Linked DNA regions of Mus musculus: region 2 is linked to region 1. A link is a loop called in an ENCODE intact Hi-C map of the cell type or tissue named here. Cell type or tissue: left cerebral cortex. All regions are shown on one strand.

What was found. A loop is a pair of places that touch in the nucleus more often than their neighbours do. Peaks named below come from ENCODE experiments on the same cell type or tissue, not always from the same donor. Only the 100,000 strongest peaks of a DNase experiment are listed, where the experiment ranks them.
Region 2: a loop joins it to region 1, with 6 times the contacts of the local background. A loop is called at or near these places in 4 of 42 quality-filtered maps.

Annotation. Positions count from the first base shown.
Region 1 is chr8:100,939,248-100,947,247 of GRCm38, forward strand. No RefSeq gene overlaps it. Among named protein-coding and RNA genes, the nearest start is that of Gm39232, 220 kb to the left of the region's middle. In left cerebral cortex, a CTCF peak has its summit at 3,536 (motif pointing right); DNase peaks (open chromatin) are centred at 3,627, 3,964 and 4,569; H3K27ac peaks cover 375 bases.
Region 2 is chr8:102,060,858-102,068,857 of GRCm38, forward strand. No RefSeq gene overlaps it. Among named protein-coding and RNA genes, the nearest start is that of Gm39233, 250 kb to the right of the region's middle. In left cerebral cortex, a CTCF peak has its summit at 3,505 (motif pointing left); a DNase peak (open chromatin) is centred at 3,395.

The sequences.
Region 1 (8,000 bases):
GTGAAATCAAAGTATAGACACTTTTACCTTCAGCCTCCCATTTCCCACTCCACAGCAAACATTTGCTATAAAAAACAAACAAACAAACAAACAAAAAAAAACAAGTAGGAATGAATGGGCACATGTATGGGTAAATGTGATGGATGGATAATGTCATTTGTATATGTCTAAACAAAACTGCTGTGAGTGAAAGGGATTAAGTGCTCCAAGAAGGCAAAAGAAGCAAAAAGCATAATTCTTTGTGAAGAGACTGGAGAGTCAACATGAAAGAGTTAGAGTGAGCTGTGGAAATAACAGCCTGCTGCTACTCGTAATAAGAGAAGAATGGCAGTCTTGATGACAAGACCGTAAGAGCAATGTCTTGAGACATTAAATGGCCTGTCGAGATCAGACAGAGATAAAGAGTGAGATTTGCCTGGGCCAGAGGGGCAGAGATAGAAGGAGGAGAAAATGTATTTAATGGGATCTGAGGCAAGCCAGCATTGCAGTGCCTGTCAGGGTGTTAACATGTTTCCCATGGGTCTATTGTGAGCCACAGCTGGAGGTGGGGAGTGAAGCCTGTGTCATATTGTTACGCTGACAGAATAGGCTTGAACAAAAACTGCTGACATAGAACATTTTAGAATGTGAAAAGCCTTGCCACCATCAGTTACTGAGCACACAATTAAGTACATGTGCTTCACAAATAATTGTAAAACCTTTGTTCAGTATTCCCATAATTTAATAGTATCAGGAGAAAGCTTTGAGCTTTCCAAGAGCTTATACTTATCTATGTTAGTATATTTTGTTATTCAAGCTAATTATGGGTTTTTAGTGTGTCAGACTCTTGTGTTAATAAACAGTAAATATATTTTAATATATAATGAATATTATAATATATAACATATTATAATATAATATTACATTAATGAAGCTAATCCACACTTCTCCTAAACTGATCAGCTTATTTTTCTACTTTTAATTTTTAAAATAAAATCACTGAGGACTCCATAACTTACAGAGACCTAATTGGTTTGGAGAATTTAAGATCGTTTAAAATATAATTATTTTATTCACTTGTCCATTGATGTGAATCTGACCAAACTGAACCTTCAGGTAGAACTGTGTGATTGGGACAGTATGAATAGCAAAAAACTTGGAAAACAATATATATTGATTGCTCATGAACTTATATTCACCTGAAAAGGTTCACAAACAGTAAATGTGAAACTAAAAGGCTTTAAAATAAAAATTAGCCAGGATTTGCATTTACTATGCTATGTGCTGAGTCTTACATAAAATAGGAATATATCGGATATAGAATTACAGACAAGTAACTTTGAGTTCTGCCACGCACTCTGGTGGAGTCCGCTGGACAAGCTGAGAGGCTTGGAGGCTACTCACGAGGCAGAAGAGTTTCACAGAAATTCACTCCTGGTGTCTGGCATTCTCTCTAACCTATACATTAATTTTCCATTCCCGTGTTAGTCTAATGTATGGATCCACATGCTCTCTTTTAGTATTATCCTATTATAAGTGCCTTTTAAGATTGAATTCTGACATAGCTAAAGCCTTTACCAGTGTTCCAATGTCCTAGAAAGTCCTTGAGCAAGCCCATGCATGGGCTTGGAATTCAGTAAGAATGTTGCTATTCAGTGACATTCAGAATTGCCTCTGGTACTACACTATCACTTTGAGTAAAAGCTAGGTCACTGCCCTACACAGGAATTTACCATCACCTAGGAAGAAGGAAGTTTCAGACCTAAGGAGAAACCAGAGTAGATACTTAGAACTATAGATAGCTGAGTTACACCCATACACACGTATTTACAATGGCCTAGGGGGAAGGTGGACTATACAATAGACTAAAATAGGAACTATGGCAAGGGCACGAAGCCCTTGACCCTGGCTTCTAAGATTAAGTGAATCTTAGGTGGAGCCCTTGTTGATCTCAGTTGTTAACAATTAATTCTATGCCAGGTGGTTCCTGTTAGACCTTCTGTGTTTGCATTCCTCTGTTTTATGTAAGAATCCAGTAACCTCTTTGTACCTTGCTGGTATGTCACCCAACTTCCTTATTGTCTTCTGTATAAAAAGTTTGATGCTCGATTTGACAAATTACATTCTGATTCTACACAACCTCTCCTATGTGCATCTGTCTGTCAATTCATCCAACGCTTTGCCCACCTGCGACTAGACACCCGTTCCACACAGACAAAGGGGCCCAGAGGGTCTGCAGCAGAGCTCTTAATAAAACATTAGTACATGAATGTTTTTAGATATGCTTAACTCATGTAGATGTTAGTAACAATGGTATCACATAGAACCTTCAATTGAAGTGATTGTGGTCCACTTTGTGTATTTTATATGGGATTTTAATTTCTGAACCCCTTGATTTGAACTGCTACTTTATATAGTCACTGTATAGCCCAGCTGAGAATTTAATATAGTTGAATTTACCTTGCTGTGGTGGTAGAAATTGTCAAAAGAAATAAATAGTTGTGTGCTGATTTTCTTGCTTTCATTCTTATAAAGTAAAAACCTCATTACTTGTTTCATATTGAGGAAGTAGAAATAATTCCTCTCTGCTTGGATCTTCTGGCCTGATCATTTTTTGTAAAAATCTGAGTTTCTACACATTCAGTGTAGATTTTCTTCCATTTTCATAAATGTAATAAATGAATTCACATGTTCTGCTGCCATTGGTTGGATACAGTACAGTATTTTAGATATGATTACACAAACATTTTATAAACTTATAAACTTCCTTCATTTCTAGTTACAATTACAATTCAATAGTCACACCTCACCTTTCATACTTAATGGTTTTATCAGCACTGATTCTTTTAAATTCAACTAAACCTCTCTCATGTGTTAAATTTCAAATCATGATAAATGAATATATACAGCATTAGATCTTAAATTATCCATCCCCCAATATGACATGATATTCTTCCTCATGAAATTGATAACTAGAATACTAAAAATATTTTACAATATGTTGTGATAAAGGAGATGTCACGGATTAAGGCAATTACTAAATTGGTCATTTCAATGTCCATAGTAGAAAGACCATTCACTCCTTCATAGTGGTATGCAGAGTGTGAATTTGTCAGAGGTGGGACTAAAGCTCTCGATTGTCTTCAGACTTACTTGTCCATGTGTGAAGGATGGTTTATTTAGTTTCCCCGGAGTTCTTCCTATGTGATTGGCAAGAGAGAAAGGCAACTTCATGTTATTAGACCACATCAGTGGCAATATTGAACCTGTGCAGAATAATTCATCTTATTCAACCTATTATCATCCTGAATTGAGTTTATATGTATACATGAATATTAAGGCACAGGAAAAAAAAAGTAAGATGAAGGCAGGAAGTATGAGCGCTAAACTGTGATTTTGGAAGATAGATAAAGCACTTATGTTTTAGTTGATTTGGTTTTTCTTATTCATATTACCTAACTTTTCTTAAAATGACATATAAAAATCATTTTAAAGTTCTGGAAGTAAAAATCCTGCCAAACCCAGGAAGTCTAAATTCTGGGGCCACTTGAGGGCACTGTGGCATTGCATTTGGTCCAGTGACCTATTAAGACTCAACTCAGAAAAAATAATGTAGTTTTTCAAACACCAGGGTGAGCATACACAGGTACTCTGGGGTAATGTCTGGACACGTGGATGGCATAGCTGTGTGGACATATAAATCAGTTAGTGCCCCACCGAGGCAACTCCCAGACCAGAGATTGCTTTCCATATCCAGCCTTCATGACATGCTTCAGAGATTTTCTTTACTAGTTGCTCAGGCTGAACTATGATATTATGATTTTCCAATTGCAGCGATAATGGATCATTCCTGGCATTTCCCACTCATTAGAATTTGCACCAGCATGATGGATTAATTTAGGGGCATTTTCTGTCCTTGGCATAATCACTGGGAAAGGAATGAGCATAGCTGTTGCCCTGGGTAAGCGACAGCACAGGATCTGTCCTGTGCTTAAATGCGCAAAAGGAAAGAATACTTGGAGTGGGTGGCACAGGCATGAGAGAGTGGATTCACAAGGCTTAGCTGAGCGAAGGTGAGAGGCTCAGGATGCTGGCTCAGATCACAGTCAACTCCCAGTTCATGCTGGAATGCAGTGCTAATATTGGAAAATGTTTAAATGCATGCTAATAGAGCTGACCCTCTCAAGCAGCCACTTTTCATTTTTATTAAAAACTAACTGACTGCAATAAAAATCACAGAGCATTTTATTCTTCCCGTGTATCATTTATGTTTAATTTTTACAACCAAAGAAAAATCAAAGACTGAATTCCTGAATCTTGTCTCTTCAATACAGTACACTGAAGCATTTGTTTGGTAAATATGCACCAAAAAACTACCTTGTGTTCAGCATATTGATATGGATATAGAGTCAGAGACTTTAAGACTTTCTTTTGTCTTGAATTAATAAGCTTTTTATAAAAGTATTTTTATTTAAGTAAATAGGATAATAGGACAATGTGGATTGGCTTCCCATGACTGCAGGTTCTCCATTTCCTAAATTTATTTAAAAGCTGCACTGTTGTGACTCATCATTTTGTGTGTGAGTGAATGAAACTTGGGATTCAAAGAACAGCTTCCATTCTCATCCATTTGATTAATTAAAACTACCAATAACCTTGAAAGTGTCCCTGTGGATCAAATGAAATGGGGAAAGTACTCACTTTTTTGGCATACACAGAAGTGATTCTATTATCTGAGGAAAGGAATTATATAATACATGGTACAACCAAGATAAAAATCTAAAAGGATGCAACAAAAACACTTTCACTATTAATAAATGGCAAATGACATTTCCTGGATAGTCTTCATAAATGAGGAAATATGAGACTTTTTGGGGGCAGTAACATGACTCTGCCTATCACAAAACATGAGAAATAAAACAAACAATGGTATAGAAGTCAGTTACAGAATATCATTAATTGATTCTAAGAGAGAAAAGACACAGGGAGAAAGTGGATAGATAGACTACATATATACCCTTGTAAATGGTGTTTTCTTATTCTATTAAGAGAATTCTACTAATTGCTAAAAAAAGAGAAAACCAAATCTATACTTGCTAAAAAGTATTTTTTAAAAAAGCACCTAGAATTGAGAGTTCATCTTGGTAGATTTGCAAAACACAAGAAAATCAAGAAGGGAGACCAACATGTGGTTACTTCATTCCTCCTTAGAATAGGGAACAAAATACCCATGGAAGGAGTTACAGAGACAAAGTTTGGAGCTAAGGTGAAAGGATGGAGCATCCAGAGACTGCCCCACCCAGGGATCCATCCCATAATCAGCCACCAAACGCAGACACTATTGCACATGCCAGCAAGATTTTGCTGACAGGACCCTAATATAGTTGTCTCTTGTTAGGCTATGCCAGTGCCTGGAAAATACAGAAGTGGATGCTCATAGTCATCTATTGGTTGGAACACAGGGCTCCTAATGGAAGAACTAGAGAAAGCATCCAAGTAGCTGAAGGGGTCTGCAACCCTATAGGTAGAACAACAATATTTACTAACCAGTACCCTCAAAGCTTGTGTCTCTAGCTGCATATGTAGCTGAAGATGGCCTAGTCGGCCATCATTGGGAAGAGAGTCCCCTTGGTCTTGCAAACTTTATATGCCTCAGTACAGGCGAATGCCAGGGCCAAGAAATGGGAGTGGGTGGGTAGGGGAGCAGATTGGGGGGAGGGTATAGGGGACTTTCAGGATAGTATTTGAAATGTAAATGAAGAAAATATCTAATAAAAATTGAAAAAATGGCACCTAGAAGGAAAGCTTAGCCATACTTCTTTGAACATTTACAAATAAAACATTTCAATGTGAAGATTTTAAAAATCCTATTTGTATACATATACACACACGACACACACACATAGATCCACAGCATGTAGCAAGCAGCTTGTTGATAAGCAAAGCAAATACAGTATATACAACTATTTAATGACACAGTGAAGAGATTTTTGCATCAGGTAAAGATTCAATGTTCTTTCCCTTAAAGTTATGTCATTCTCAAGATCTACTAGTATTTGACATTTACATATTTAGTATTTATGTACAATATGAAGTTCTGATCACACAAGTTTTCAATTTTCTAAACATTAAATATACACATTGTGGACAGAAAGATTAAATATCTTATGCATGATTGGTGCAGACAAGTTTGTTTTCAGAATTAAGGCAATTAAATTTAAACATAAAAAGAATCTTTATAAAAGCTGGCTGAATATTTCTCTAGAGAAAGTGGAACACTCCAGGAAAGTAGAAGTTATGGCATGGTATTGACATGAGTATAGATGAAGTGACCAAGGCAAGGCAAGGGAAACCAGGCTGTGGATTACATAAGTTATTCTAGTCTGCATAGCATGTCGTCACTTCCAAACATGAAATTCACCCCACAATGGATGAGTAAGATATTATATGTTTAATATTATGAACCTAGATTTGTATATCACATTTTATGCATATATAGCATTTATCTGAATGTAGATTTAAACATGTCATCAAGACATTTAAGGCATTAAGAAATATATAAAAGATAAAATTTTATTACTAAAAGATTGGGCAGAATTGGCCACATAATTCTTGTTCAAAAGTAACATATAATGTATTTTTTAATGCATTTGAATATACTCAGATTAGAAAATCATTTTTACTAAATGTCCTGGAAGATAGTTCAGTGGACAAATAACTTGTTCTGAAAGGATGGGGACTAGACTTTGAGTCCTGGTACTCAAATCATGAATACAGGAGTTGTAAGAACACTGGCATGTTTACCTCTGTGACCGTGCTGACCTTAGTATGACCCTCACTACTAAGGGAAACCCTATCAGTTGTGACTACTACACCTTTGCTCTAAAGTCTTTTGAAGGTCTTAGGCTTTCACCTTGAGTGTGAGGGCTCTAGAGATGGCTGAAGTCAAAGATCACATCTGGGCTCTGTATCCTGAGCCATCATCACATGCTTTCTTCCTCAAGGTTTGCAAAATAAGCCCAAACTAGATTCACTCAATCTGTAAGTGTTGCCTTTCTGAAGATCATCATTAAGTATTGCTCTAAGTGTTGCTTTTCTGTGCATCTTCATAGGCCTCTCTCTCCTTAAGAGCTGCAAGTGCCACACAATTGAAGAATTACAAACCAAGTCTCAGATTAACCCAGTCTATCCTAAGTGAGCACAAGGTAACTGGACAGTGGATAGATTATGTTTTCCAGAATAAATAAATAAGTCTCTCTCCCAGAATTCAGGGAAACTTTGAAGCTTCATTTAGTCTTCTTTGTAAAATCCAGGTCTAGCCAAAAATTCTACTGTATCAGCTTTTCATAGTGTCACATCCTTTGGTACCTGCTCTAACAGCATGCAGTAAAAATCACATCCAGTATATATTTAAAGCCTGTTCAGTCTCTACTTGTAGCAGGATACCTGTTTGGATAGCCCAGCCAGTAATACCCCTCTGGTCTTGACATATCATGACATGGCATGAATATTTAATTCACCAATCCTTGACTATAATTTTGCATTTGTTGATTCTGTTTATCCTGGATCACAGTTACTAGACAGTGGTGTCACGTTGTTCTCATGAGCTTAAATGATGTCATTTTTACCATTCAACAACCTGTTGACTATGATATATTTCATTGGGCCTAATTGTCTTTGAAATTATCAGCTGCATGTCCATGAGAACCAGAAGATAAAGTAGATTCAAATATGTTACCTCTTTTAAAAAATATTTGTTGGAAAATAGAGATTAATTTCTTTTTAATGTTATTTAAATTTATTCATAATTGTAACATAAAATATTGATTTAGTTTCAGGCTGTGTAGAGTATATGTTTGAAATAAATTTTAAAACTCTGATGAATTTGTGGTTAAAGTATTTCTTCAACTTATGCCTCACACTGGCAACATTGCTTTTCAAAAGAACTGGATTCTCTCAAATCTGGGGGCTTTCCTTTAATATATTATCTCGTACACATCACAAATACTGGGTGATATTTT
Region 2 (8,000 bases), 1.1 Mb after region 1:
CTGGGCTAATATCCACTTACCAGTAAGTACATATCATTTGAGTTCTTTTGTGATTGTGTTTCCTCACTCAGGATGATGCCTTCCAGGTCCAACCATTTGCCTAGAAATTTCATAAATTCATTCTTTTTAATAGCTGAGTAGTACTTCATTGTGTAACACACACACATTGTGTACCACAATTTTTGTATCCATTCCTCAGTTGAGGGGCATCTGGGTTCTTTCCAGCTTCTGGCTATTATAAATAAGGCTGCTATGAACATAGTGGAGCATGTGTCCTTCTTACCCTTTGGGACATCTTCTGGATATATGCCCAGGAGAGGTATTGCTGGATCCTCCGGTAGTACTATGTCCAATTTTCTGAGGAACCGCCAAACTTATTTCCAGAGTGGTTGTACAAGCTTGCAATCCCACCAACAATGGAGGAGTGTTCCTCTTTCTCCACATCCTCGCCAGCATCTGCTGTCATCTGAATTTTTGATCTTAGCCATTCTGACTGGTATGAGATGGAATCTCAGGGTTGTTCTGATTTGCATTTCTCTGATGATTATTAAGGATGTTGAACATTTTTTCAGGTGCTTCTCAGCCATTCGGTATTCCTCAGGTGAGAATTCTTTGTTTAGCTCTGAGCCCCATTTTTAATGGGGTTATTTGATTTTCTGGAGTCCAAGTCTTGAGTTCTTTATATATATTGGATATTAGTCCCCTACCTGATTTAAGATAAGTAAAGATCCTTTCCCAATCTGTTGGTGGCCTTTTTGTCTTATTCATGGTGTCTTTTGCCTTGCAGAAGCTTTGCAGTTTCATGAGGTCCCATTCGTCAATCCTTGATCTTACAGCACAAGCCATTGCTGTTCTATTCAGGAATTTTTCCCCTGTGCCCATATCTTCGAGGCTTTTCCCCACTTTCTCCTCTATAAGTTTCAGTGTCTCTGGTTTTATGTGAAGTTCCTTGATCCACTTAGATTTGACCTTAGTACAAGGAGATAGGAATGGATTGATTCCCATTCTTCTACATGATAACAACCAGTTGTGCCAGCACCATTTGTTGAAAATGCTGTCTTTCTTCCACTGAATGGTTTTAGCTCCCTTGTCAAAGATCAAGTGACCATATGTGTGTGGGTTCATTTCTGGGTCTTCAATTCTATTCCATTGGTCTACTTGTCTATCACTATACCATTACCATGCAGTAGACCAAGCTTGTGGGGTACCTGTAGCTGCCAGTAAAGTTGACACTGGCAGAATACATCTAGAATCAGTGAAGTACTGCAGAGAGGCATGTAATGTTCACCTCTCCTGGAGCCAGACTTGATAGTGAACTTGTGGGTTGTATTTATTCTGGATTTGGGAAGATTATAGAGGTTAGACTTTGTCTTTCATACATTTTACAGAGCTGCAACCATGAAACAGGTTGATCTGGACACAAAGTCCCAGTTTGCTTCTGAAATTGGATGGCCTGACTTCATAATCAACTGGAACATTTTTCTTCTTATTTCTACTTTTAGAAAAAAATCAATAAATAGTTTGTGATGCCTTTCAGAGAGAATGAATGAGTGGAAATCATTTTTGCCATATTATGGTAACTAAACATCTTACGAGTTCTGGGACAGATCCAATTTCATTGTGCCCACCTTGTCTTCCAATTGTATACTAGGTCAATCATTACAGAAATTTTATCATGGGGACATGCTTTTCAACTCATGGAATAGAAAACACAGCCTTATTGAGCATTGGTTTGAAACCAGATATTTAGGATATTGACTCTCCTCACATATTGTCCATATTATAGGCATATGCAGGGGACACCTGTACATTTGATATATCTTTGGATACCTTTGCATGTGTTTGTATATTTTCCTTTTAAGATACAATTATGAACCTGTTACCTTAGTCTCAGATGCTTATTGTTTTTCTTTTTCTTTTTTTTCACTTTATATCCTGCTCACTGGCCCCCTTCTGGTCATCCCTTTTGCAATCTTTCCCCCATCCCCACCTCATTTCTCTTGTGAGCAGGTAGGAGATCTCTGGGTATCTCCTAACCCTGGAACTTCAAAATTTTGTGAGTCTAGGCTCATCTGCTCTCATCGAGGCCAAACAAGAAATTCCATATCACAGCTGAAAGTACATATCCCACATACAGGCAAGAGCTTTGGGGATAGGCCCTACTCCAGGTGTTCAGGACCCATATGAAGACCAAGCTGTACATCTGCTACATATGTGCAGGGGACCTAGGTCCATTACATGTAAGTTCTTTTGTTGGTGGTTCAGTCTCTGAGAGCCTCAAACAGCCAGGTTAGATGATTCTCTAAGGCTTCCTGTGGAGCTCCTATCTCCTTAGGGGATGCAATCCTCATGAAACTACACAGCTTATAGATTTCTGTTTTAGATTATACTTGCTATCGAGTAGCTGACATGGCATGACAATTTTGTAGTCTAAAGATTTTGGTAGTTTTTTTTTCCCTCAATAACTCTGTGCTTCTTTGTGCTCAAACTACTTTTATGTTTGTTTTTTGTTGTTGTTATCAGTTTGTTTGCAGCTTTGGAGTTAAATGAAACCCAGGGCCTTGAATGTTTTAAACAGTTACTCTGAAACACAACCACAGCCATTTCTTTCCATGGAAATTTGTCTATTTTCTTGTGTGATCATTCCTTCTGAATTCATACGCCTGGTCAACTGCCTGTAGATGCCAAACAAAGGTATGTCATCCTGGGTACTTAGCCTTCAGGTCTCGTCAAGTTCATGTCCAACTGAGGTAAATTCTTGCTGCCTAAAGGTAGAAATTTTGAGCCCCAAACACACGGTCTGGTGCCTGACTAAAGAGCCGTGATTGAGATCCAAGCACTAATTACTTGGAAGGCTTAGGAGTGGGAGAGAGAAGATGATCTCAGAACAGTCCAAAGGGATCTGTCCCTAGTCTTGTTGACACCTGCCTCCCGACAGTCTCAAAAGTCTTTGGGTTTCCTCTCAGTCTGTTTGTGATTACGATTCTTGCTGAGATGACACTTGGCCATGTGAAAGAGCCAAGAGTTCCGTCTCCATTTGCACAGATAACTTACTAACGTGCAGAGGAAGAAAAGTTAGATGTCCTAGGAGCAAGGTTCTCCAATCCCTTATAAAAGTCTTATGATTGGCATAATGACATTAAAAATCCAACAGGTTATTGTGAGAACATAAATTATGAAGTGTTATTTTGCTTTTCATCAGTGAATGTGCTTAAAAGATAAGGTTTTACCATCATCATTGCAATGCTTAAATTAAAGACAAATGCAAGCACACACACACATACACAGACATACAAACACACGCACATCAGGAAAGGCATGACAATGATAGTTAATTCAAGAAAGTACACATAGCATTTAGCAAATTTATTTGGCAGACATGCCCATAAGATATCATCAAGAGGACCTTTGCATGTGTTAAGGAGAGAAATGTTAAAATTAAATCATTTTGAGACAAATAACCTACTTTGGTTCACAAGATTCAAAATTGTAAGAGTGACCCCTAGTGACTATAAAACTGCTTAAATCTTTGCTGAAGCTCATTATATGTGACCATCTAAAAAGAAAAGGGTAAACACACCATTGATTTTAAAATTGAAGATTCAAACTTTTGTTTGACATTAATAGTTATAGTTGGAAAATAATAGAAATTTCAAACAAAATATTTTCACGTCTAATTGGTATATGAACACTATATAAAATATATAACCTTTGGAATCATATATTGTTTTTCAACCATCAGCATCAGTGAAAATGAAAAAGTGTGCACTATAAACTCACTGTGTACAAAACAGTATTCCTGAGGATACAGGCATCAAGACATTTGTAAAACTCCCAGTCACAAGAGGGCAGATGGCCAGGAAGGAGCACTACAGAGCAGTGGAAACCAGACGGGGCATGGGAAACAAAGCTTTGTCATAGTAAGAGTTGATTTTGGTCAATTCCGTTACTGGATTAAAACAAATGAGGTAAGTTTCTCTGCAAGAAAGCAAGTTTACTTAGACTTTCTATTCAGGCTCAAGGTCAAGTGTCTTTATAGGGTGATAACCCTCTTATTGATGAGGCAGTGTAAAATGTTTTATTTAGAGAGACAAGGAACATATTAAATGTGAATATGCCTATTTTAATATCATTTTCTCTCTCTCTTTCTTTACATATCCATCTACCAGGATTGAATCTTGGAGCCTCCACTGTCAGATTCTTAATTTTACTCATCTCTCAAAGGGCCCACCTCAGAACACCATAAGCAGATTGCTGTGGCCAGCTTAATTCCTCACAATGGAGGCAGAATTTACAAAACAGAATCTTTGTAGGGCCAATTCAATTTACATTCTTTCAATAATAAGGCCTGACAGCAAACCACTTGTAAAATGGTCATGTGGATATTCTTCAGGAGTGTGGGCCAAACTAGGAGCTAGTCAGACAGGAAGCAGCAATACCTGGTAAGAAAGACATGAAGCAATACAAGTCTGTAAAACCATTACAAGTATTTCATTCGAGTTGGTGAACAGAGTATACATTGCTATGGAAATAATGTGAGGGATCTAGCAACTTCTTCTATGAACAATGTTGCTTCTCTTTAGCTTGATCCTATACCAGGTGCTTTAAGCTTCACGGAAGTATACAGTACTAGTAAGTATAGAATGCTTTTAAAGTGCATACTGTAATCTATTGACACTGGTTTTCAATTCAGGAAAATGAATAATGCCAAGTGTGATGGTTTGTATATTCTGGGCCCAGGGATTGACACTCTTAGGAGATGTTGCCTTGTTGTAGTAGGTGTGTCACTGTAGGCATGAGCTTTAAAATCCTCACTCTAGCTGACTGGATGTCAGTCTTCCACTAGCAGCCTTCAAATGAAGATGTGGAACTCTCAGTTCTATCTGCACCAGGCCTGCCTGGATGCTGCCACGCTCTTGCCTTGACAAAAATGGTCTGAGCTTCTGAACCTGTAAGCCAGCTCTAATTAAAAGTAGTCCTTTATAAGACTTGCCATGGTCATGGAGTCCGTTCACAGCAGTAAAGCCCTAACTAAGACAGAAAGTATGTACACATACCCATGTGCATGCTTACCTATAAATTATAAACACACATAAATGTGGGGCAATGGTTTATATACAGACAGTCTGGTCTCCAGTTGAGCTGAGGTTTTGAACCCCGTAAAATCCCTCAGTGAAACCCGGTGGTGGTAATTCCCACCTGCACGGACAGAAGGCATTCCCTCATGTCTCCTCGACCCCTGGCTCCTGTCAAAGTTACCACCCAACAGCCCCCACAGGAGAGGCTCGTGGCTTTCAATCACCTCTGACCTTCAGGCTAGACTCCTCCCAATTACCTAGCAACAGCAAGATAACAATCCCACTATAAGAGGGGCTGCTTGGCCCCACCTCTGTTTCTCTCTCTCTCTCTCTCTCTCTCTCTCTCTCTCTCTCTCTCTCTCTCTCTCTCTCTCTCTCTCTCCCCTCTTCTCCTACACCCACAGTGCTACACTTAAATAGCCTCATATTATTTATAAATGCCATAACATACTTTGGCTACATAGACTTAGAAAAATGATTCTCTTATGGCAACTATATAAACCACATGTTTTTCATTTTTAAATCAGAACATTTAAAATTTTCAATGAAATCAATTAAGATTCTTTTATAAAATTATTTATTGTGTATACACTGTGAACATGTGTGTATATGAGTATATGTGTCAATATGCATGTGTGTGTGTGTGTGTGTATAAGAGATGGTGTGTGTGTGTGTGTGTGTGTGTGTGTGTGTGTGTGTGTGTGTGTAGTACACAGCACACATGTGATGTGTGAATTTGGTTCTGTCTTTCAACTTTTCCTGGGTCTAGGAACTAAACTCAGGTCCTGGGATTTTCAAGGCAAGTATGTTTCACACTGAGTCATACAGACAGTAGTTATGAAAAATTTTGCAGTTTCTGACATATCTTCCAACCTTTCAAATTCTATATCCAATATCTCTCACATGGAAGAACAAACTTATATTGATTAGAGAAAGTCCACATTTCTTTCTTTTTATTTACATTTCAAATTTTATCCCCTTTCCTCATTTCCCCTTAGAACACCTCCTATCCCATACCCCCTCCCCCTGCTCCCTAACCCACCAACTCCCGCTTCCTTGTCCTGGCATTCCCCTATGCTAGGGCCATTCACAAGACCAAGCCCCACCCCTCTCATTAATGGCCCACAAGAACATCCTCTGCTACATATGTGGCTGGAGCCAAGGATCCCTCCATGTATACTCTTTGGTTGGTGATTTACTCCCTGGGAGCTCTGCAGGTACTGATTGCTTCATATTGTTGTTCACCCTATGGAGCTGCAAAGCCCTTCAGCTTCTTGGGTCCATTCTCTAGTTCCTCCATTGGAGGAGACCTTGTCCTTAGTCCAATGATGGCTGTGTGCGTTCACCTCTGTATTTGTCAGGCACTGCAGAGCCTCTTAGGAGACAGCTGTGTCAGGCTCCTTTCAGAAAGCACTTGTTGGCATTCACAATAGTGTCTGGGTTTGTTAACAGTATATGGGATGGATCCCCAGGAGGGACAGTCACTGGATGGTCTTTCCCTCAGTTTCTGCTCCAAACATTGCCTCTGTATCTCCTCCCATGGGTATTTTGATACCCTTTCAAGGAAAACCAAAATATTCACACTGTGGTTTCCTGCTTCTTGAACTGCATGAGGTCTGTGAAATGTATCTTGGGTATTCTGAGCTTCTATGCTAATATTCACTTGTCAGTGAGTGCATACAATGTGTTTTCTTTTGTGATTGGGTTACCTCACTCAGGAAGATATTTTCTGATTCTTGAGCTTTGTACAAGGAGATAAGAATGGACCAATTTGAGTTCTTGTACATGGCAACAGCCAGTTGAACCAGTCTCAGTTGTTAAAAATGCTGTCTTCTTTCCACTGGATGGTTTTGTCAAAGATCAAGTGACCATAGGTGTATGGGTTCATTTCTGGGTCCTCAATTCTATTCCATTGATCTAAATGCCTGTCACAGTACCAATACAATGCAGTTTTTATCACAATTGCTCTGTAGTAGAGCTTGGGGTCAGAGATACTGATTTCACCAGAGGTTCTTCTATGATTTCTTTCTTCAGAGACTCAAAGTCCTTGTCATACAGATCTTTCACTTGCTTAGTTAGAGGCACACCAAGATATTTTATATTCTTTGTGACTATTTTAAAGTTGTTGATTCCCTAATTTCTTGCTCTGCCTGTTTATCATTTGAGTAGAGGAAGACCCCTGATTTGTTTGAGTTAATTTTATATCTAGCCACTTTGCTGAAGTTGTTTTATCAGGTTTAGCAGTTCTCTGATGGAATTTTTGGGGTCAATTAAGTATACTATCACATCTGCCGCGAATAGTGATATTTTGACTTCTTCCTTTCCAATTTGTATCCCTTTCATCTCCTTTTGTTGTCTAATTGCTCTAGATAGGACTTTGAGTACTATATTAAGCAAGTAGAGAGAGAGGAGACAGCCTTTTCTAGTCCCTGATTTTAGTGGTATTCCTTCAAGTTTCTCTCTATTTAGTTTGATATGTACTGCTTTTATTCTACTTAGGTATAGGCCTAGGATACGTGATCTTTCCAAGACTTTGTCATGAATGGGTATTGGGTTTTGTCAAATGTTTTCTCAGCATCTAATGAAATGATCATGATCATGTGCTTTTTATTTCCTTTGAGGTTTTTTTTTTATATAATATATAATGGATTACATTGATGGATTTCTCTATATTGCATCCCTGGGATGAAGCCTACTTGATCATGATGGATAATCATTTTGGTGTGTTCTTGGATTCAGTTTTTGAGAACTTTACCGAGTATTTTTGCATCAATATTCATAAGGGAATTTGGTCAAAGTTTTCTTTCTTTGTTGGGCATTTGTATGGTTTAAGTATCAGAGTAATCATGGCTTCATCGAAAGAATTGAGTAGTTTTCCTTTTGTTTTCATTTTGTGGAATAATTTGAAGAGTATCGGTGTAA